Regions from separate parts of the Homo sapiens genome. Here region 2 is linked to region 1. Evidence: chromatin loops called from intact Hi-C (ENCODE). Cell type or tissue: CD14-positive monocyte. All regions are shown on one strand. Each heading gives the region's core, and the rest is flanking DNA. Links, peaks and the distances in the headings are about the cores only.

Evidence for each region. Peaks named below come from ENCODE experiments on the same cell type or tissue, not always from the same donor. Only the 100,000 strongest peaks of a DNase experiment are listed, where the experiment ranks them.
Region 2: it touches region 1 in a loop (1.9-fold over the local background); 3 of 110 quality-filtered maps call a loop at or near these places.

What each region holds. Positions count from the first base shown.
Region 1 is chr9:114,813,748-114,825,529 of GRCh38, forward strand. No RefSeq gene overlaps it. Among named protein-coding and RNA genes, the nearest start is that of TNFSF15, 14 kb to the left of the region's middle. In CD14-positive monocyte, for the core only: no CTCF peak of the experiment used is centred there; a DNase peak (open chromatin) is centred at 7,224; H3K4me3 peaks cover 387 bases; H3K27ac peaks cover 1,405 bases.
Region 2 is chr9:114,874,753-114,886,534 of GRCh38, forward strand. No RefSeq gene overlaps it. Among named protein-coding and RNA genes, the nearest start is that of TNFSF8, 50 kb to the right of the region's middle. RefSeq lists a silencer at 5,577-5,871. In CD14-positive monocyte, for the core only: no CTCF peak of the experiment used is centred there; DNase peaks (open chromatin) are centred at 5,789 and 9,139; H3K4me3 peaks cover 259 bases; H3K27ac peaks cover 2,870 bases.

The DNA.
Region 1 (11,782 bases), core at 2,327-10,326:
TGGATAAAGCACCCTATTCAGGCATCTGTGTTCAGGAACATTCTCCTCCTTCATATCCATGGAAGCTCACACCCTTGGCATGGCCTTGCTGGGGAATGTTTCTGGAACTGGACACAGAGTTCAGGGTCAATGGAAGGAAAAGTGCTGCTCTGGAATCAGGGCCAGAGACAACAATTTTGGAAGTGAGAGTGGAGAGGTTGAGCACAAGGTTTCAGTCACTGGGGCTGGAGATGAGTAATGCCTGCCTAGTTAGGGGAGAAACTTCATTAGAGGGATGAAAAGAAAGTGATTTTAAAAATAAAATGACAAAAAGTCAGAAACTGAAGATGCAGTTGAACACGTAAATGGCTTTAGTACCAGCTATGGTGAGAGAGAAACGCTCAAGGACCAGTTTCCTAGGGGTGCATTTTTCATAAAAAAGTGTCTGACTGATTTATTGATGGAGGCAACACGTATAAGGGAGAGATAGAGTGAGGGTTGCGAAAGAGGTGAAAAGACTCACAGAAACAGAAAGACAGACTGAGATGGAGGCAGGAATATACAAAGGCAAAAGAAATACAAATACAGTAACCCAGAGACACAGAGGAGGATAACAAGCCAGAGGTCCAGGGACAAAAGGAAACCGGTATAGAGAGAATCAGAGACAGGGAGAAAAGGACAGAGATAGAAAGAGGAAGGGGTCCAATGACACACATGCCCAATGCATAGCTGTGTTTAATGGAGAAAACACAGTGAAACTTCCTGAGAAGGACTGCATTCTGGGCCTTGGGGCCTCCCCAGGAGGATGGGTCTTTTGGCTTAGCTGAGATACTGAATGGTCCTAAGTCTCTGTGCCTTCCTCACTGTCTTAGTCTGTTACGGTTGCTATAGCAAAATACATTAAACTGGGTAATTTATAAATAATAGAAATTTATTGGTCTTAGTTCTGGAGGCTGGGAAGTCCAAGATCAAGGCACCAGCAGATTCAGTGTCTGGTGAAGGCTCACTCTCTGTTTCAAAGATGGTGACTTCTTGTTGCATCCTTACACGGAGGAAGGGACAAACCAGCTCCCTCAGGACTCTTTTATAAAAACACTAATCCCAAAGGTTCTGCCCTCATGACCTAATCACCTCTAGAAGGCCCCACCTTTTAATACTATTGCATTTGGGATTAAGCCTCAAGATATCAATTTTTTTTTTTTTTGGTGGGGGACACAGACCTTCAGACCACAGCACTCCCTGACATGTGGAAACTCCTGGGCCAAAGGCTACCTTTAATACAGATTTTCCATGTAATGACAGCATCTTAGCACTGGAAGAGAGAGGCCTTGGAGCCATCTCCCATTCTCTTATCTCAGACTGCTGCTTGCTCCTCTGCAATTAACTCCAATCACCAGTTGCTCATTACTCTTCCAGAACATTATTCCTTAAACTGAGCTACCTCCCTGTGATTTCCACAGTTTGGGAGCAACACATGTGCAAATCTAGTGTTGGTTTTTCTCTTGGCTTTTCAGGTTGTTGATGACAACAACAACCTTGTTCCCAACTATGTTCTTTCTTCTTTGGGACAATCTCCTGCATTTCCTTCACTGGTGTTATTAGTCAAGACAAGCTAGGTTATGCTGTAGAAACAAACAACTCCAAGATCTCAGGAGCTCTCAGGAGCAAAGGTTAATTTCCTGCTCACACTATGTATTCATCACAGGCTAAAACAACTTTACTCTGCTCTAACCCATATTCACCCCAGGACTCATGTTGATCAAGTAGACTCTATCTAAAACATTGCTGATCATGGTGATTGAAGAAAAAGAGAACACGAGTCTTCATACCCTGTTTCTGAAAGTTTCTACCAGAACTGAAACATATCACCTTCACTCATGTGACACTGGCCATGCCAATGAGGTGGGGAAGGGAAATTTGCTCTTAGGAAAGGACAGCAAATATTTGTGAACAGTAATAGTCTACTACAATTGGTTTCTCCCATCCCACAGTTTCTAGCTCTCTATAGAAACTACTCCCCTGTTCATGGAGGCTCCCAAGCTTATTGATGTTTCTCTTAATATTTGGGAGCCAGTACAGAACAAGCCACTTGGAGGGAGGTGATGCTCACGGGGCACCGGGTGACCATACTCATGAATGGTCCTCCTCTGTCTTAGAGCTGTACCATATACAATACGTGTCCACTGAGTTTACCAATGCCATGAAGAGAGAACAAGCACACCTTTAATCTGATCTCTCTACCCACGTTAAGTGGGCCTTTATCCCTCGAAGCCTTTTAAACAATCTCATCCTTTATTGCTTAAGTTCTAGAAGCAATTTTCTTTTCTGTAGCTCCAAGATGAAAAAGGTCTTCCTTACCTTCATTGGATTTTGAATGAGTGAGTAATAAACTTTTATTGTATTAATCCACTGAAATTTTCAGGATTTGTCTGTATTAGCAGCTAGTGCCAATTAGTCTAATGCAGAAATTGATACTGGTAGTGAGGGTGCTTCATTAAAAAGAAGGATAATAGAAATGACTTTAGCTTAGTGGTCAAGAGACAGTTGATTGGAAACTGAACTGTAGACTGGAAAGATGGAGATCAGGTTATGCAGGGGCAAAGTTTTGGAAAGTTGTCACCTGTGATGACTAGACGGGCAAACAGTGCTCATTGAACTCATCATTTCAGAGCAAGAAGTAGGAAAATAGTGTTATGGTAGCATAGCTGTATTTGGCAAGGTATTAGGAGTATTACACAAGCTCAAGAAATTGTTAGATGAGTTGCAAGCAGAAATTCAGAATAATAGAGCCCAGAAAGATGGGGCCTTGGAGTTGAAACAGCAGACTATTTCTAGGTTCCACACAATATGAGATGGAATTTAAAAGGGATTTACGTGGCAAGGGCCCAGTAAAATCTCCTGTTTGGGAAATGACTCAGGTCAAAGATCAAATTAGAAGTGTGGTCTTCTCATTGATTTTTCCATGTAGCCTCAAGGTAGCTGCTATTAGGTGAAGAGAGAGAGAAACAAGGTGATGAAAAAGAAAAGGAAAAGGCAGATTTAGGAAGTGTATCTTAAAAAGAACTTTGCCTGTGTTCACTGGCAAATACATCAGAAGCCTATTAAGTTATTGAGTGAAATGCAACACCAAAGAAGCCTCAAGTCTGGGCTGGACAATCTTTGAGATTTAAAGCAATCCCTGGGATGCCAGCCTCCCATGAACAGAAAGTGGATTAAGGAAACTATTTAAACTCCAAGGAGTGTTGTGGGAAGAGAAACCCCCCCAACCCCCAACCAAAGAGTGGAGCCAGTGGTCATGAGAACAATGGACAAGGCTCAGCTTCCTTGAGAGAAGATTCACAGCCCCTCACCTAGAGCTGGAGCCTTCAGGACATCTGCCTGGCAGGATTTCAGAGCAGCTCTGGATCTGTGACTCCTGTGTGTGTCCCATTCTTTCCACCACGTGTGTTTGTTGTGGCTGTCCCGTCCTGTTCCATCTTTGTATCTTGGATATGTAGTGTGTGTAGTGGGGTGTAGGGGTTGTTGGCAGAGAAGGATGTAGAAAATGTCCTTACAGATCATAGGCCTAGGGCAGTGACTCTCAACTGGGGGCACTTTTGGCCGCAGGAACTTTTGTTAATAGCGGAGGGCATTTTTGGTTGTCACAACTAAAGGTGGTGGTGATATTGACAACTAGTGGGCTGAAGGCAGGATTGCCATGAAACATTCTACAATGCAGGGGACAGTCCCCCCACGACAATGAGTTATCTAGTCTAAAATATCTACATGACCAAGGCATTTATTCCCTTGTCTAGGGAATAAAAGGCACAACATCCCAATCTCATAGCAAGATTATAGGACGTCACCTGGCAATCAGAGAGCCTGATGTGGAGTTGGTGCTCAGTTCTTCATTCAACAGACACTGAGTATCTGTGGAAGGCTGGGGGAGGTAAAGCAGTGGGGATTGGTCAGGGTAATTAGTGCTGGTTGCTGCAATAGACAAGCCCCCCAAATCTCACTCAGTGTCTTAAACAATAAAGGTTTATTTTTCACATCATGTCAAAGAAAATCTGTTTTTCTTCTGATCATCAGATATATATTTTTTCTCTTATGGGCAGCGTAAGCCTGGTAATGGATTGAGTTTCCTCACTGATTTGGCTACTAGGCAGCTCATTATAACAACTGTTTCTTGCTGTTTACTGATGTTTCCTGGCTTTTCTTATTATCTGACATTCATTTGCCCATTACTCTGATTTCTTCTCCTGCCTGCTACCCACTACTGTCAAAATACTTTGGGATGAGATAAGCTATAAACTAATGAATGAAGCAAAAACATTCTTGCTGGCACATGGCTGCTGTGAAAGAGAAATCAGGGAACCACTGTGTGCCTCTTTCCTTTTTTAAAAAGGAAAGTGGAGCTTTGAGTCCTGGCTTAAAGATTTACAGAATTGAAACATTTTGGGGTTGGGATCTTCAAACAGCTTTTCTTTTTGCATTCTGTAGTTTTACTTACCCATGTTAAGTTGCTATTTTAACAATCCAGAGTCTCATTTGCTTTAGCTGAGCAAGGGAGGAGACAAGAAACCAAGGTCTTTTCTCCAAGATCTTTTGGGGAATCACTTCATGCAAATGTCTTTGTATCAGAAGGAAACTGTCTGAAGGTCAGCCCCCTCTCCACTCCTGAAAAGGCATAATTCAGAGTTGGCATTTTTAGTTTTGCTTTTCTATTTCCAAATATGAAACAGACAAGGAGTCAGGAGACCCATCACGAACTTGCTATGTGACTTCAGGCTGTTCACTCCCCTGTCTCTGGTCTCCAGGAAAACAAGAGGGCTGAGAATCCACCCAGATCCATGGTTTTTGTGTATCTGGGGAGTGGGCTATTCCATTGAAATGTGTGTTTTGATGATCATGGCTAAGTGGGACTTCAGTGACTCAAACCCTGTGTTCAGATGAAGCCTGCTCAGATTTCTCCTATAAGCGTAGAAGAAATGAGGGTTTTGGAGGCCCAGGCTGGGGTCTCACTGGACAGTCTTGAGAGGTGGGAGTGAATGTGAACTCTGGAGCACATTGGTTTCCACGTGTCCCTCTGTTGTGTAACCCCAGGCAAATCATGGAGCCTCCTTAGGCCTCAGAGTCCTCATGGACTACAACAGGATGACAGAACTACTTGTTATGAAGAATAAGTGACATGATGCTCATAAAGTCCTGGGTACATTCTGTAATTCACGTTCTTGATTACTGCCCTTCATTGGGTCAGATGTGGCTGGGTTGGGGTATGACCACCAGGAGGACTGGGCCAGGATGCCCTCACCCAGGGCACCACTGACTGGCCTCTTTCCCCTTGAAAGAGGTTAGAAAATAGTTGCCCCAGCAACTCTCCCTGAACAAAGAGCAAGAAGGATACAGAAACATCTTTACTGTTAAGGTTCCAGACAGCCAGCTTGCAATTTGCAGGGTCTTCTTCCTCTCCATCCAAATGTTCCTCGAGACACAAGCCGCTTTTCCTTTCTGGATTTCCATTTTCTCCTCTGTAAAATGAATAAGTTAGATTAGATCGTTCCTAATCTATCTGGGTGCAGTGGCATGTGCCTGTAATCCCAGCTACTTGGGAGGCTGAGGCAGGAGGATTGCTTGAGCCCAGGGGTTTGAGACGAGGCCAGGCAACATAGTGGGGCCCTGTGTCAATAAAGGGAAAAAAATGTGTGCCTCTTATCTAATCTTGGCACTACTGGCATTTTAGACCAAGTAATTCTTTGTTGATCTGTGCACTGTAGGACGTTTAGCAGCTTCCCTGCCTCTGCCTACTAGAAGCCAGTAGCAACCTTCTCCTGAGTTGTGACAACCACAAATTTGGCAAGAGATTGCCAAATGCTGAACACCTTTATTGAGTGCTTCTTTATTCCAGCTACTGTGCTAAGAGATTTCCATGTCCTAATCTTAATCAGTCCTCATGACATCCTTGTGAAGTCAGTAATTATCTTTTGCTTTGCAAACGAGGGTGATGAGCTGCTGATAAATCACGAAGCTGGGATTTGTACCCGTGTTTTCCTGACTTCAGAGCCTGTAAGCTTCACCATTCTGAAAATTTTGAAATACAGAGGTGGTCTTTTGAAGACCAAGGCAAAATGGTTGAAGTAGTAAAAGCACAGGATTTGGGACCAGGTGGACCTGACTTGGAATCTCAACTCCATGCTGATGAGCTTATCACTGTCTCCATGCTGACCCCCACTTCTGCCATTGTTAAATTGGGAGTAACTCCAGCCATGCAGACTGTTGGAGGATAGAATAAGGCTGCAGGACACCGGACATATCAGGTCCTTTTCCCGCTAAACCATATGCTTAACGACAATGGAGAGCTCTGTGAACGTTGCTTTTGTTCCTTCCCCACCATCCCCCATTTGGTGTCAGCTCTCCTGGGGTAGTTGAAGACCTCACGACACAGTGTATTACCCCCATTTTGGTACCACTGTCCCTTGGGTGTTGAGGCCTTTCTTCCGAGCCCCATACCCGTATAGACAGTGGGCTGCTGGAAAATTCATACTCAATATAACCAGAACCGAAATAGGCACGTTGCCCCAATTTGCAACTTCCCTGTGTCTCCTATCTCAGTGACCACCAGAGTGGTCCCAAGGCAGGACTCTGGGAGTCATACTTGACTTCTCCCAGCACCTCACTTCCATAGCCAAGCAGTAGCCAGGCACCGTCCGCCATACTTACTCAGCCCCACTGGCATTTGTTTGCATGTCTCATCCCTGCTGCCTTTTCCCTGGGCCAGGCTGCCATACCCTCAGCTGGACTGCTGAAAACACCTTCTAACTAGTCTCCCTGCCTCCCCTCTTGCCCTCACCATCTATCCTGACAGTGCCCTCACCATCTATCCTGATCGTGCCTCCAGAACGATCCTTCTCCTCTGGAAATCAGAGCAGGTCTCTGCCTCCTTGTCCTGAGATAAAGCCTAGCTCCTTAACTGGCACATACAACCCCTCTCATTCTGGCTCTGTCTTCTCTTCACCCTCCTCTTCGGCCTCTCTCACCTTAATTTTCTCAGTTTCAGTCCTAGGGGACCATTCACAGTTTCTCGAAGGCACCATGCTCTCTCTTCTCTTCAGCCATCGGAATATACTTTTGTCCAGCCTAGAGCTCTTCTCTGCCACTTTTACTTTGGCCTAGATGACTCTTTTAAGCTTCAGCTTAGAGTTCACTTCCCCTTGGGAGCCTTCTCTGATTCCTCAACATGGGTCAAGTACAGTCATGCATCCTTAATGACGGAAATACATTCTGAGAAATGTGTTGTTAGGCAATTTCGTTGTTGTGTGAACATCATAGAGTGTACTTAACACAAACCCAGATGGCACAGCTACGGCACACCCAGGCTATATGGTAGAGCCTACTGCTCCTAGGCTACATCACTGTACAGCATGCTACTGTACTGAATACTTAGGCAGTTGTAACGCCGTGGTAAGTTTTGTCTATCTAAACATAGAAAATGTCCAGTAAAAATATGGTATAAAAGATTTTAAAAATGGAAAAGCTGTATAGGACACTTACTATGAATGGAGTTTGCAGAAATGGAAGTTGCTCCGAGTGAGTCAATGTGTGAGTGGTGAGTGAATGTGAAGGCCTAGGACATTACTGTACACTACTGTACTTTATAAACACTCTACATTTAGGCTACACTAAATTGACATAAACATTTTATTTCTTCAATAATAACCTTAGTGAACAGTAACTTTTTAACTTTATGAACTTTAACTTTTTAACTGAGTTAAAAAGTTAACTTATTAACTTTATTTTTTAAATTTTTGACTCTTGAAACACCTAGCTTAAAACACAAACACATTGTACAGCTGTATAAAAATATTTTATTTCTTTGTATCGTTCATCTATAAGCTTTTTTCTATTTTAAAATATTTTTAAAATTTCTTATTTTTAAAACATTTTTGTTTAAAGACACAAATACACACATTAGCCTAGGCCTACACAGGGTCAGAATCATTAATATCCCTGTTTTTCATTTTCACATGCTGTCCCATTGGAAGGTCTATGGGGACAATACCATGCATGGAACTGTCATCTCCTATGATACTAATGCTTTCTTCTGGAAAACCTCCTGAGGCTGTTTTGCAGTTAATTTAAATTCAGTAGAGGGAGTACGTGTGAAAATAATGATAAAAAGTATAATATAGTAAACACATAGTCTAATAACATAGTCATTTCTTATCATTATCAAGTATTATGTACTGCACATAACTGCATGTGCTATATGACTAGCAGCATAGTAGGTTCGTTTACACCAGCATCATCATAAACATGGCAGTAATGCATTGTGCTACAACGTTATGATGGCTATGATGTCACTAGGTGATAGAAATTTTTCAGCTCCATTATAATCTTATGGGGCCACCATCATACATGTGGTCTGTTGTTAACCAAAATATCCTTATGTGGCATGTGACTGTATCTACTTAGGGCTTCCCCACTAAGGTAGTTACTCTTGTATGCCATAACCATCCATTGACGTGTCTGTCTCCCCCACCAGACTGAGAATTTTTTTTTTGAGAGAAGCAAGTATGTCTTTTTCTATAACCCTAGACCCCAGAACAGGCATTGCTATGATCATTGTTGGTAGCACAAATGAATGATAGGTGGTGTTGCATGACTTAAAGAGTAGCATAAGGAGGTGGGAAGAAATGAAGGCAGGGAGCTATGGACTCTGACAAACAAGCAGTCATGACCAGTTTTGAAACTGGCTCAGCATCCCCTCATCCCATTTTGAAATCTCCAGGAATTCAACTGGTAAATTATCCTATTTGTGGAAATGTGACTCAAGGCAACTTTATCTTTGACATTAAGAGAAATAAAAAAAACTAATGCAGAAACAGAAAATCAAACATCACATGTTCTCACTTACAAGTGGGAGCTAAACATTGGGTACACATGGACAGAAAGATGAGAACAATAGACAATGGGGACTGCTAATGGGGAGAGAGAAGGGAAGTAAGGGCTGAAAAACCACTTATTAGGTACTATGTTCACTTCCTAGGTGATGGGTTTAGTTATACCTCACACCTTAGCATCATGCAATATACCTTTGTAACAAACCTGCACATGTACCCTCTGATTCTAAAATAAAAGTTGAAAAAGAAAAATAGAAACCAAAACCAAATCCAAAACGTCTTTGCACCTGACAAGAAAGCTGTGCTCCTTTTGTGTGATCTAAATGTCAGATGGGGAGGTTCAAGAACCAGGAGCTATAGGACCTGTGATTCATTCTTAGCTGGGATGTTAAATAATTTATTAACAAGACTATCTGTTGAGGTAACTTGAAAAACCGGATGAGCTTTTGGTATGCTTAGAGCAGGATTTCCCACCCTTGACACCATTGACATTTTGGACCAGATAATTCTTTGTTGTGGGGACTTGTTCTGTGCATTGTAGGATGCATGGCATCATCCCTGGCTTCTACCCATTAGATGCCAGTAGAACTCCCCCCACTCCTATTGTGACAACTGAAAATGCCTTCAGACATTGCCCTGTGGGGACAAAGTCAGCCCTGGTTAAGAGTTACTGTCCTAGAGGAATTGGAGCCCATCTAATGGAACCAAAGAAGCACTGGATGAGAGTTGAGTTTGAAGTCCATTGCCAACTCTGCCATTTAGTGCAGATGTTTTCTTTAAGTTCTATCTGAATTCAAGGTCAGGCTGTTTGACTCTGGATAAACAGCTTGACCTGCTGGATAGCAGCCTTCTCATCTCAGGTAATAGAATAATGCAAGTCCAGAATATTGTTGATACTTCTGAGTTCAGCTTTGGTCTTAGGTGATCTGGGGGATGGGTGAGCTCAGACCTCAGAATGGGAATTGGTGGCCTGGCAACCACAGTCAGATGATAAGATTCAGGCCCCTGCTGGCTCCAGATGGTTTGTCTCCACAGGCTAGCTCTGCTCTCTTCCTTGGGCTTTTCCAGATGTCCCAGGGAGGACTCTGTCTCACCCATTCATTTCTGGGCTTCCCTTTTTTTCCTAACAGCTCAGGCTGTCAGGGCTGAAATGTGCTTAGAAACATTCGATATCAGCCCTTTGCTACAGAAGGGTAAACTGAGGCTCAGAGGAGGGAAGAGATTTGGCTGAGGTCATATAGTGAGCTAGAGTAAGTCCCCTTATTTGTCCAAGTTTTAAAATTCATAGCGTGGTATTCTTTCTCTTACTCTGTGCTACCTAACTGTGGGAGCCCACTCCCATGTCTTGGTGGAACTCTTAATTGTAGACTTTTCTTTTTATTTCACTGAAACTCACATGTCTTTAGTTTTACACTACCTGCATCTTGCTTTCTGCTTGGTGATAGCCATCTTACATGAAAGTAGGACTGTAACACTTTAGCAAGAAATAATGGGCTTACTTTACATCCCTAGTGCAACATTTGGTTTTTAATTGAGCTTTAATCCAATGAAGCAAAACTAGTGGTAAGACTTTGAGGGACTTAGCTAGGTTTAGAAAGACTTTTGGAGAGCAGCTAGGCCCTTTTGGGAAACTCCCCCATTCTTGGAAGCCATCTAGTCTACCATTGTAGGGTTACACACTGGGGTTATTTCCCATCATGTGATTTGGAGGGAAGAGCCTGGGCTTTGGACATGGGTTCAGATTCCAGCTCCATCATCTCACAGCTATGTGAATTTACCACAAGGGTAACACCACGTTTTTGAATGGTCACTGTGGGCTGGTTAAATTATGTATTACTTTAATATACTTTACAAGGACTGTGAGAAGAAGGGTTTACAGTTTATAAAAGAGAATACAAAGTGGCAGATAGTTTAAGACACAAAGTTACTACATTAAGGAACAAAGTTAAAAGTATCAGAGCCAGGAGTTGAACCCAAGACAATCTGGCTCAGGATTATAAATGACTAAAATCAGATTTTAAAAAATGATTAGGTATAGCATAGCTTTCTCGAACTTCAGTTACTTAGAAGGCTAAGTTGGGAGGATAATACCTCCTTAGAAAAACTGCTCTGAGGATTAAATAAAGTAATGCCTTCACAGCACGTGGCACCAAGTGTCTGTTTAATAGATACCTAGTCTTCCTCTCTTTAGCAGAAGTTGTTAACGTTAGCTAATTGTCAGTTATGATTTAACAACTGCTAGCTTGGCGCAGGCACATTGCTAAGGAGCTTACATTTATAATTTCACAAAAATAACATGAAGTTCCTATGATTTACTCCATATTCTCACTGAAGATATGGAGGCACAGAGAGCTGGAAGGAAACTGCGCAAGTTCAAACAGGGAGGAGATGGCAGACTGAGGATTTTTGCATTCACACCTGGCTAACTCCAAAGCTACACTCTTGGCCCTAGGCCATGCTCACCTCCTCTAACTACTCAAACCTTCAGAAAATCTCAGCTGCCCTAAGTTATCCCATTAGCATGCTTCGCACCTTTACAAACTAAAATAAACCAAGTTCTCATTTTAAGTAGTAGATCTTTTCCTGTTCAGGAGGCTGGTACCTTGAGAACCATCTGAGTTCTATTAAGCCTTGAGGATGCTGGAGTCATTTCTTGCTTATTCCTAGTGAATTTCTAATTTAGACTTGTTTCCATCCCTCTTCCAGTGTACCCAATACCTCCTCAGGGACTTCAGACTGACTAATCTTCAGCTGAACTGGAGTGAGATCTAATTAAAGTTGTTCATGGTCTGGCCCTAAAGCACCTAGCCAATCTCATTTTTCAGCATACCCTCTCCTCTTCAAGCCCCCTGTGACTCACAGCTTCCTGGACCCTCTGAAGCCTTTAGCCAGGCAGGCCCCTGCTCCTCTGCTTGGCATTTCCA
Region 2 (11,782 bases), core at 1,875-9,874, 61 kb after region 1:
ATTGAGAGGTGCTTTGGACAGGTTAGCTTTCCTGGTGTATGACAGTTGTTACTTGTTTCTGGTAGAAAAGGCCTCCTCCCATCATGGTACATTTGCACTAATGTGCATAGGGCACTCTGGGCATATGTCCCATTAAGAGATCTCTGGAATTTGGGTTGTTTATCCAAGTAATACTCTGTATCAGTCCATTCTCATGCTGCTATAAATAACTACCTAAGACTGGGTAATTTATAAAGGAAAGAGGTTTAATTGACTCCTAGTTCTGCAGGGCTGGGGTGGGCTCAGAAAACTTACAATCATGGTGGAAGGGGAAGCAAACATGTCCTTCTTCACATGGCTGCAGGATAGAAAAGTGAGTGCCCAGTGAAGGGGGAAGCCCCTTATGAAACTACTAGATCTTGTGAGAACTCACTCACTGTCATGAGAACAGAATGGGGGAAACAACCCCGATGATTCAATTATTTCTACCTGGTCCCTCCCACGACACGTGGGGATGATGGAAACTATAATTCAAGATGAGATTTGGGTGGGGACACAGCCAAACTATATCATTCTACCTCTGACTCTTCCCAAATCCCATGTCCTCACAATTAAAAACACAATCATGCTCTTCCAACAGTCCCCCAAAGTCTTAACTCATTCTGGCATTAACTCAAAAGTCCAAGTCCAAAGTCTCATCTGAGACAATGCAAGTCCCTTCCACCTATGAGCCTGTAAAATCAAAAGCAAGTTAGTTACTTCCCAGATACAATGGGGGTACAGGCATTGAGTAAATACACACATTCCAAATGGGAGAAATTGGCCAAAAAAGGGAGCCACAGGCCCTATACAAGTCCAAAATCCAATAGGGCCATCACTAAACCTTAAAGTTCCAAAATGATCTCCTTTGACTTCATGTCTCACATCAAGGTTACGCTGATGCAAGAGGTAAGCTCCCATGGCCTTGGGCAGCTCCACCCCTGTGTCTTTGCAGGGTACAGCCCCCATCTCAGCTGCTTTCATAGGCTAGCATTGAGTATCTGTGGCTTTTCTAGGTATGTGTTGCAAGCTATCAGTGGATCTACCATTCTGGGGTCTTGAGGATGGTGGCCTTCTTCTTATAACTCCACCAAGCAGTGCCCCAGTGGGGACTCTGTGTAGGGGCTCTGACCCCATGTTTCCCTTTTACACTGCCCTAACAGAGGTTCGCCATGAGGGCTCTGCCCCTGCATCAAAATTCTGTCTGGACATCCAAGTACTTCCATACATCCTCTGAAATCTAGGTGGAGGTTCCAAAAATCTCAATTCTTGACTTCTGTGCTCCTGCAGGATCAACACCACATAGAAGCAGCCAAGGCTTGGGGCTTACACCCTCTGAAGCCATGGTCTGAGCTGTACTGTGGCTCCTTTTGACTATGGCTGCAGCGTCTAGGACACAGGGCATCACGTCCCTAGGCTGCACACAGGAGTGGGGCCCTGGGCCTGGCCCACAGAACCATTTTTTCCTCCTAAACCTCTGGGTCTGTGAATGGTAGGGGTTGCCGTGAAGGCCTCTGACATGGCCAGGAGACATTTTCCCCATTGTCTTGGGGATTAACATTCGGCTCCTTGTTACTTATGCAAATTTCTGTTGCAGGCTTGAATTTATCCCCAGAAAATGGGGTTTAGTTTTCTATTGCATTGTCAGGCTGCAAATTTTCCAAACTTTTATGCTCGGCTTCCTCTTGAATGCTTTGCTGCTTAAAACTTTCTTCTGCCAGATACCTGAAGTCATTTATCTCAAGATCAAAGTTTCACAGATTTTTAGGGCAGAGGCAAAATGCCAGCATCCTCTTTGTATAGCAAGAGTGACATTTACTCCAGTTCCCAACAAGTTCCTTATCTCTCTATGAGACCACCTCAGCCTGGACTTCATTGTCTATATCATTATCAGCATTTTGGTCAAAGCCACTCAACAAGTCTCTAGGAGTCCCAAACTTTGCCACATCTTCCTGTCTTCTGAGCCCTCCAAGTCTCTAGGAAATTCCAAACTTTCTCACATTTTCCTGTCTTCTTCTGAGCCCTCCAAACTGTTCCACCCTCTACCTGGTACCCAGTTCCAAAGTCGCTTCTGCATTTTTGGGTATCTTTACAGCAGTGCCCCATTACCCAGTACCAATTTACTGTATTAGTTCATTCCTCATGCTGCTATAAAGAGCTGCCCCAGACTGGGTAATTTATAAAGGAAAGAGGTTTAATTGACTTACAGTTCTACAAGGCTAGGGAGACCTCAGGAAACTTACAATCATGGTGGAAGGGGAAGCAAACAAGTCCTTCTTCACATGGCAGCAGGAGAGAAAAGTGAGTGCCCACAGAAGGGGGAAGCCCCCTATAAGACCATCAGATCTTTTGAGAAGCAATTATCATGAGAACAGGGTGAGGAAAACTGCCCCCATGATTCAATTATCTCTATCTGGTCTCTCCCATGACACATGGGGATGATGGGAACTACAATTCAAGATCAGATTTGGGTGGGGACACCGCCAAACCATATCATATTCTAATACTGTCTTCACACTTGGACACATGGCAGCTAAAGCTTCATTAGCCGTGAAATGGACTTCACTAGAATTGATTCTCTTTTTCTGCTAAAAGAAAGGGGAAAGCCATAAAAAGTCCAAAAAAATTTCAATTCATTAGAGAGCTCTGATCTGTTGAATTCATTTCAACACACATTTTTCAGGTTCCTAGTGTGTGCCAGCACCAGAAACAGAGCTATGATGAACAAGACAGAATACCAGCCCTGGGAGGGATCATACAGACTCCTAATCTGTCATTTTTCCAGTTGTAAGAATAGAGACCCTCCCAGTCAACTCAGGAGATAATCAACATTAGAGTGTTGTTTGGGTAGACAACTGATATACCAAGGAACTCAGAATATCCTTCAGCCTGCTGTAAAGATAAACATAGCAATAAGGAGGAATAGAATATCAAACAAATATACCTCAAAAGACTAGATCATATGGGGTCACTGGAAGCTTCAAGGCCTTTCCAGAACACTACATGAGTACTGCAACTGTCTCAGCTACCAGCAACAATTTCTCTTTAAGGCTCAGATACTAAGTCAAACACTTTTCAATTCTAATAATTTTCTCTATTTTTCATATTGTCTACTCCTCCTTGGCTGTTATTTTAGCTTTCTTTACTCATGTGCATTGGTTTCTGGCTCTCTTACTGATTTCTTAGCCCTTTGTTTCTGGATTTTAAATGATCGTAGGATACCCTAATTTGTCCACTTCAATGATTCATTTAACTAATATTTAAAGTCCTCCTCTTAAGTGTCAATGTTGAGCTAGGTTCTGGGGATTCCAGATATAGTGAGAGAGTTGTGGGTCCTAGAGTATGTAAGAGAGAATAGAGAAGAGAGGAGGAGAGAGAGAGAGGAAGAGAAAGCAAGACCAACCAATAAACCAACATAATCCAATTTTTTATTTTAAGATGATTCTTCTTGGTGTGTCAAAAATACACCAGGGGTGAGGGAGGAGGCAGCAAGAAAGAGATAAGAACAGGTGGGAGCCTATTCCAGCAATACAGGTGAGAATGATGGTGTGGATTACAGTGTTAGCAGTAGAGATGATTCAAGAGAGGAAAAATGAGACAGCATATTAGGTAGTACAAGCCACTTACTGGTTGCCTAGATGCTGGATATTAGTGAAAGGGAGATTTCTGGTTTGATCAACTGAATCGATGGTGATAAAAGTTACTGCAGAAACCCAGAAGAACCGAGGTAAGTGGGGGAAGATGTTAAAATAATGAGTTTTGGGCATTTAAAATTGGCAATATCAGAAAAAAATGTTAAATAGTTTTTTTTTGACAGAGTCTTGCTCTGTTGCCCAGGCTGGAGTGCAGCGCTGCAAACTTGGCTCACTGCAACCTCTGCCCGCTGGGTTCAAGCAATCCTCATGACTTTTCCTCCTGAGTAACTGGGACTACAGGTGCACACCAACATACCTGGTTAATTTTTGTATTTTTGGTAGAGACAGGGTTTCACTATGTTGGCTTTGTATTTTTGGTAGAGACAGGGTTTCACTATGTTGGCTAGGCTGGTCTCGAACTCCTCACCTCAAGTGGTCCTCCCACCTCAGCCTCCCAAAGTGCTGGGATTACAGGCACAAGCCACTGTACCCTGCCAGAAAGTGTTAAATAGTTGAATTAGGAAGATTGGAGCTCAGAGGAGTTATCTGGACTGGAGATGTAAGTTTGGCAGTTGATATGGTTAGGCTATGTGTCCCTTGCCAAATCTCATCTTGAATTGTAGTTCCCATAGTCCCTATATGTCATGGGAGGGACCTGGTGGGAGCTAATTGAATCATGGGGGTGTTTACCCCCACACTGCTGTTCTCATGATAGTGTGTTAATTCTCACCAGACTTGGTGGTTTTATAAGGGGCTTTCCCCCCTTTTGCTCATTCTTCTCTTCCCGCTGCCATGTGAAGAAAGATGTGTTTGCTTTCCCTTCCACCATAGTTGTAAGTTTCCTGAGGCCTCCCCAGCCATGCTGAACTGCAAGTCAATCAAATGTCTGTCCTTTATAAATTACCCAGTCACAGATATGTCTTTATTAGCAGTGTGATAATGGACTAATGCAGCAGTTACAGCCGATAGATGGCACTGGAAGCCATGATCATAGAAGAGATAATGGAAGAAAAAATCCTCCCAAGAACGCTAAGTTCAGGTAGATGAGGAGGAAATGGCCAGGTAACTAAGAAAGGTGTCCTAGCGAGGTGGTATATGCAAGCCCAGAGAAAAGCATGTGCTAGGCACTGTGACAGACACTGGGAGGCTGAGTAAAACAAAGACCAAGTGATGTCCATTGGATTTGAAAACATGAGGTTTGTTGATGGATGATTGTAACAAGATCAGTTTCCACTGGGTGTGGAGGTGGAAGGCAGAGCAGAGAGCATCATTGAGAATAAAAGGATGATGCTGAAGTTCTCTTCTGTGTTATGCTTCTAGTTTTATTCTGCTGCGCCCACCATAGTGGCAACCTCTGTTGTGCATTTTGTGTGTGTCTTTTTAAAATTTATCAAAAAATACACAGGTAAATATCCAATTCCTTCTCTATTTTTTAATTTTCTAGAATAACATAGTAAGTAAAAGAGGAATAAGGTGAAGTGAGAATTTACACATATTGTGTAGATATATTTCTTGGTGAGTTTGGCTGTGAGTAAGGGATAGAGAGATGGTACAGAAACTGGAGGGGTGAAGATTTGCCTTTTCAAAAAGGTAGGCAGTAGAGCATGTTTGCTTGCTGATGGGAGTGGTTTTGTAGGGAGAAAGGAAGGACTGACTCTATTCCAGGAGAGAACATAACTAAGGAGGTACAGTCTTTTAGAAGGCAGGGATGAATTCATGGGATGGAATTCAGTGCCCAAGAGGAGAGTTGGCCTTCATTAGGCCTGGGGACACATCCTCCACCATAACAGGTTAAAAAGAAGAGAAGGTGAGTACAGATATTGTAAGCTTGAGCATGGGTGGTGAGAAGCTCAGAGTTTGCTTCTGGTGAATTCTGTTTTTTTCTTAAGTATGAGGAAAGAAATGATATATGTAGGAGGAGATGTGGGAGAGAGAAGTTATTCACCTTGGGGAGTGGGAAGGTGATCCTGTCAGAGAAAGATGATCAGCTCTCTGTGCAGTGGTAAAGCCCTACTAATTCTTGGGATCACCACATTAACAAGAAACCCATCATCTCAGTTGTGCAATTGTTTCCTCTAGCAACATACAGCTGCTTGGGGTCAGCCTCAAGGAGGAAGATGTCTGGTGTTTGCAGGAAAGTATGATGAAGGAGGATATGAGTGAATGAGTTGGTAGGATTTGCCAGGAAGTAACTGAAATGATTATTCATGAAATCTAGGATGAACAAGAGGGAAGAGAAGTCAGGAGAGCCATGAGAAAATTGTGGGGACAGGAGGATGACGTCAAAGATTTGTGGTGGGAGTGGTGGGGCTGTTCTGCAGCATGTGATCTGGACTGATGGAAGGTGGTGGTCAGGGAGTGGGATGTTTAAGCTGACATTTCACAGGTGATATTGTTTCTGCTGATGAGAAGATTCAAGCTGTGACTGTCGGAGTGGGCAGATGAGATAGAGTGGAGGAAAAGGTGGAATGGGAATGGCAACACCAGGGTGCTGGATGTTGAGACCAGTGATGATAATGACAGGAGTTGGGGTGGACAGAAAACTGAGCCAAGAGTTCAGGTTGTCAGGATTAGGGGTTGTGGTCGGGATGTCAGTAGTTTATAGCAACAATGAGAGGCTGTGAGTTTGCAAGAGCTTGAGTGTTTTATAAGAGCAAGGGGGAGAGATAGTATATACGGAAGAAGAAATGCAGAGCACAGACAGCTACCCCATCTCAAGACTATGAGGTTGTGAGTTATGAGAAAACAAACAACCTTCCTTTTGAGAGGGCTACAGGAGAAATGCTGTCTCAGAGAACAGCCAGATTTCAACTAAGGCAAAATATGTAAAAAGAACTTACTAAGAAAAGGGTGGAAATTTAGGGTGTTTGCTGATCCCAGAGCAGGCATCCAGAGGGTTACAGTGAGAGGATTTGTGGGGCAGGAGTTGGGTTAGGTTAGAGTTAGGTTAGAGAATGTTACAAAGCACCATGAAGATGTGAGTCCCCTTACTCAATGTTTTCACTGTAGAACCAAGCTTACAAACTAGACTAACTCATGGGTAACTGGCCATTCTGTAGGATTGGTTAGGAGTAATCTGTTTCTGGTCAAATTCTCTAAAAGTCAGGCCGTGATGATGTGAATATAGAGTGTGGCTTTCTATGCTTAGGAAGTTACCCAGAACTATTTCCCTCAGCAAGGGTTGTGGACAGGGCAGGTACTCCTAGGGCAAATGAATTCCTGTGCAAAATGTAACCAGTTCCAACCCCTTTTCAAAGCAGAATTTTTCTCTATGGCATGGTCAGTATCTTGTGTTTAAACATATTTAATTAATGTGACATTATTAGTAGAGTCTAGTTCATATTAGTGTTGGCAATTATCAGCATAAATGTATTATTATGTTATCTTAAAAAGGCCATATAAAATGTCAATAAAACACCATTTCTCCCTTTAGATTAGCAAAAGTAATAAAGATTGGTAGCATCCATTGCTGGTGAAGGTGTGGGAAATGGATTCCACTATATACTACTGGATGGGTACTGAATTGTTTCAAAATTGTGGAGAATAATTTGTGACATCTGTTACAATTTCAAATGCCCATATCCACTGACACTGAATTCCACTTTGAGAAATCTAATCTACAAAAAATTCTCATTGTATTTTAGGTGCATAAAGTTATATTTTGGGGAATGCTGATTGTAGTACTGTCGAAATAGCAAAAAATTGAGAATAGCCTGCTTGTCTATCAATGGAGGAATGGTTTTAGAATTATGTCTTTTTACCAAGAAATGCTAGACAGCCAAGAATTTGATGCACGACAATTATGGTAAAAAAATTTGCTTGTTCTACAGAAGATCATTAATGTTTTGTGACTATATAAGCTGTAACAGTGGATTGTTTTCATGTGTAGGTGCTATTGTTAAATACAGGGACTGTTTCCAGGTACAGAATATGAATCATAAGTTTGGGTGGGCCGGGCACGGTGGCTCACTCCTGTAATCCCAGCACTTTGGGAGGCCAAGGCGGGCGTATCACGAGGTCAGGAGATCGAGACCATCCTGGCTAACATGGTGAAACCTCATCTCTATTAAAAATATGAAAAAATTAGCCAGGCATGGTGGCGGGCACCTGTAGTCCCAGCTACCCAGGAGGCTGAGGCAGGAGAATGGCATGAACCTGGGAGATGGAGCTTGCAGTAAGCCGAGATGGTGCCACTGCACTCCAGCCTGGGCGACAGAGCAAGACTCTGTCTCAAAAAAAAAAAAAAAAAAAAAATTTACGATGGACATTGGATACGATTGTGATGAAGGTCTGCGGTCCTAGAGCTACAGATGCATGGTAAGAAATTAGAACAAACTGGAGATGGGCCATGGACTCTGCCTAGGAGTGTTAGGAAAATACTTTGACTCCAAGCCTTAAAATACTCACATGGAGTTGGCGCTCACCTCATTCACACAATCATAGAGCTCCCTGGACACTGAACCTCTAAAGGGAAAAGGTCTACCTTGGAGCAGGAGCATCAGGGTTTGCTTGGGAGCATGAGAGTCGAGCTCAGGGCTAGGCCTGGGCCAGGCCCCGGCAGCACTGCTACTTGGGAGGAGCCACTTCACTTTCGTATTAGTTATTAAAAATAGAATTTAGGCCTGGCACGGTGGCTCAAACGTGTAATCCCAGCACTTTGGGAGTCTGACGCGGGCGGATCACTTGAGGTCAGGAGTTTGAGACCACCCTGGCCAATATGGTGAAACCCCATCTCTACTAAAAATACAACAAAATTAGCCGGGCCTGGTGGCACGTGCCTGTAATCCCAGCTACTTGCGAGGCTGAGGCAGGAGAATAGCTTGAACCCCGGGAGGCAGAGGTTGCAATGAGCCCAGATCACGCCACTGCACCCCAGCCTGGGCAGCAGGATGAGACTCCGTCTCAAAAAAACAAAAACAGAAACAAAAACAAAAAACATAGAATTTGGATCCTTCGGTCAGGTTCTCCGAAATTCTTTTGAGGTGTCCATGGTCAACTGCTTCAGCTTTGTTTTGGTAACCCCCTGTCTGAAGTTGCATACAGGCTGTTCTTCACCTTGTTTCCAAGGCTGAGGAACAGAAAGTAGCCTCTGTTTTGAAGAGGTGGAAGTTAAGTATACATTTATTTTTTACTGTGACTTGTTCAGGACCACATTTTACAAAATGCCTTGTTTCCTTTATTGTTTTTGCAAAGGAAAGTTCTATTAATATTGTTTTACTTTGAATATAGAATAGTCTTTTAAATTAGGGCTTATTTTGAAAAATTCTGACTTTAATTCAAATGTATGCCAATACCTTCCAAAGTAAGGTAATATTCAGAGACAGTTGTTTTGCTCAGAAGCTACAAATATTATTCTACCCATCTTTTTTGTTGACATATGACCTCACTTCTACAAATATGCCTCGGAGTAGCATGGTTGGATCATAAGGCAAGCATATGTTTAGCTTTAGTAGGTATTGCCAAACAGGTTTCCAAAATGATTGTAACACTTTCACTTCCTCCAGCAATATATGAGGTTTCCAGTTGCTTCACTTCCTCACCAACACTTGATATTGTCAGTCATCTCAATTTTAGTAACTTGGTGGGTGTGTAGTAGTTTTAATTTGGTGGTTATATGGCTTTAATTTGCATTTCCCTGATGACTAATGATACCATCAGGGAATCATTAGCTACTGGACATATGGATAGTGTGTTTTTTGAAGTCCTATTCAATTGTTTTGCTCATTTTAAAATTAGGTTGATTTGTCTTTTTAATTGATTTATAGGAATTTTTATACATAATATTGTGAATATGACTCCTTTGTCACAGAGCAAAGTTTTTTCCAATCTGTGGCTTTTCTACTCACTTTCATAATGGTGTCCTTTGATGAGCAGAAGGTCTTAATTGTAGTGAATAGCATTTCATTACTTTTATGGTTTGTGTCTTTCATATTCTGTATAAAATATTTTATCTATTTCAATATTATGAAAGTACTCTCCTATACTTTATCTCAGAAGCTTTATTGTCATGCTGTTTACATTTATATCTGTAATCTATCTCAAATTAATTTTTATGTATGGTGTAAGGTGGGGGAGTCAAAGTTGATTTGTTTTACAGATATAATTATTCCAACAGCATTTATTAAAAAGGGCATTGTTTCTACACTGAGACTTTTGTCACAATTCAGATGATAATACCTGTGTTGATTTATTCCATTGACTATATTTTCTATTCTTATGCTAACACCCACAGTATTTTGATTACCTTTGCTATATAGTTAAGTTGACATCTGATAGTAATGTTACTGGCAGTGAACCCATGTAGGTCTATAGAATCCTCAATTCTTGCCTCCTCAGAAGAAAGAATTCAACAGAGGAGCACAAGGCAGGAGAGACTGAGGAAAGTTTTAGAGCAAGAGTAAAAGTTTATTAAGAAACTTTAGAGCAGGAATGAAAGGAAGGAAAGACAGTACACTTGGAAGAGGACCAAGCGGGCGACTTGAAAGACAAGTGTGCGGTTTGACTTTTTGACGTTGTTTTACTTTGGCATACTTTGGTTTTATGTTTAACTTTGGCTTTATATGTTGGCATACTTCCGGGGTCTTGCGTCACTTCTCCTTTGATTCTTCCCTTGGGTTGGGCTGTCTGCATGCACATGCTTGAGTCCACTTTCCCAACTCCAGGAAGCTGCTGATCACTAGTTTCAGGTGTTTTCTATGTAGCAGGAGATGGCCTTTCCCTGGCACTGGCTGTGACCAATTATTATTTTAGAGAGACAGTTAACAACGGCCTGACCATTACTGACCATTACCTGATTGTCACCTGACATTCCTGATGTGTGTGACAGGAGGTGGGGGGGGAGTGTGAAGTCGGAGAGAGCCCTCTTCTACCCTGCTTATGCCTGATGAGCTACCTACTATAACAGTAAGACTTGCAATTTGCTCATTTTCTTCAAACCTATTTTGGCTATCCTAGGTTCTTTGTATTTCCAAATAGATTTTACAAACATTTTGTCATTTTCCATACAAAAAAACCTGTAGTGATTTTAACTGTGATAACATTGATTCCATGGATCAATTTGGGGAGGATTTACATTATTTTATATTTAATCTTCCAACTCATGTGTGTGCCATCTCTCTCCACTAGGTCTCTACTTTCTCTCAGCAATATTGTATAATTTTCAGTGTAGAGGGTTTTACATTTTTCATCAGATATATTCCTAGGTATGTGATATTTTTGAGTGCTATTGTAAATGGTTTATTTTTCTAAATTTTATTTTCTAGTTGTTTGTTGATAGTATAAGAAATAGAATTAAGCAAATAACACAGGAACAGAAAACGAAATACCACAAATTTTTACTTATAAGTAGGAGCTAAACATTGAGTCCACATTGACACAAAAAAAGGGAACAATGGGCACTGGGGCCTACTTGAAGGTGGAGGGTGGGAGGAGAGTGAGGATCTAAAAACTACCTTTGCCTAGTACCTGGGTGATAAAACGATCTTTGCACCAAACCCTCATGACATGCAATTTACCTGCATAAAAAACCTGCACATGTACCTCTGAAACTAAAATAAAAGTGAAAAAAGAAACGGAATTGATTTTTGTATATTTACTTCATATCTAGCAACTTTGCTAAATTCATTTGTTTATAAATCTTTTGTATTATAATTTTTTAACTATAATATTTGTACCATCTGTTAATATACAAGTGTCACTTCATTTATCTTTATATAATTTATTTCTTTTTCTTTATTTCTCTGGCTAGGACCTCCAGTTCAATGTTGAATAGGATTGATGCTAACGGACATTTTTATCTTGTTCCTAACCAGAGGGAAAACCTTCTATATTTCACCACTGAGTATGATTTTAGTGTAGGTTTTTAACATATATGGTTCTTTTGTTTCTTAGTATAAACTATTTAAAGAGGGATGACTGTTGACGAGAAACACTTCTTCTGTTTTCTAGCAGTTTCTTTCACATGAAGGAAGCTCAGTTAGTTTAACTCCATGTCTTTCTTTGCTTTTGTTCACTTTGTCACAGGGATGGTGGAATAACTTATCTGCTTCATAAATCTGGGAGGAAAAGAGCAGGCATGTTCCTTTCAACTGCTCTCTTTATCTTTCTCTTAGGAATCCCCTGTACTTGCC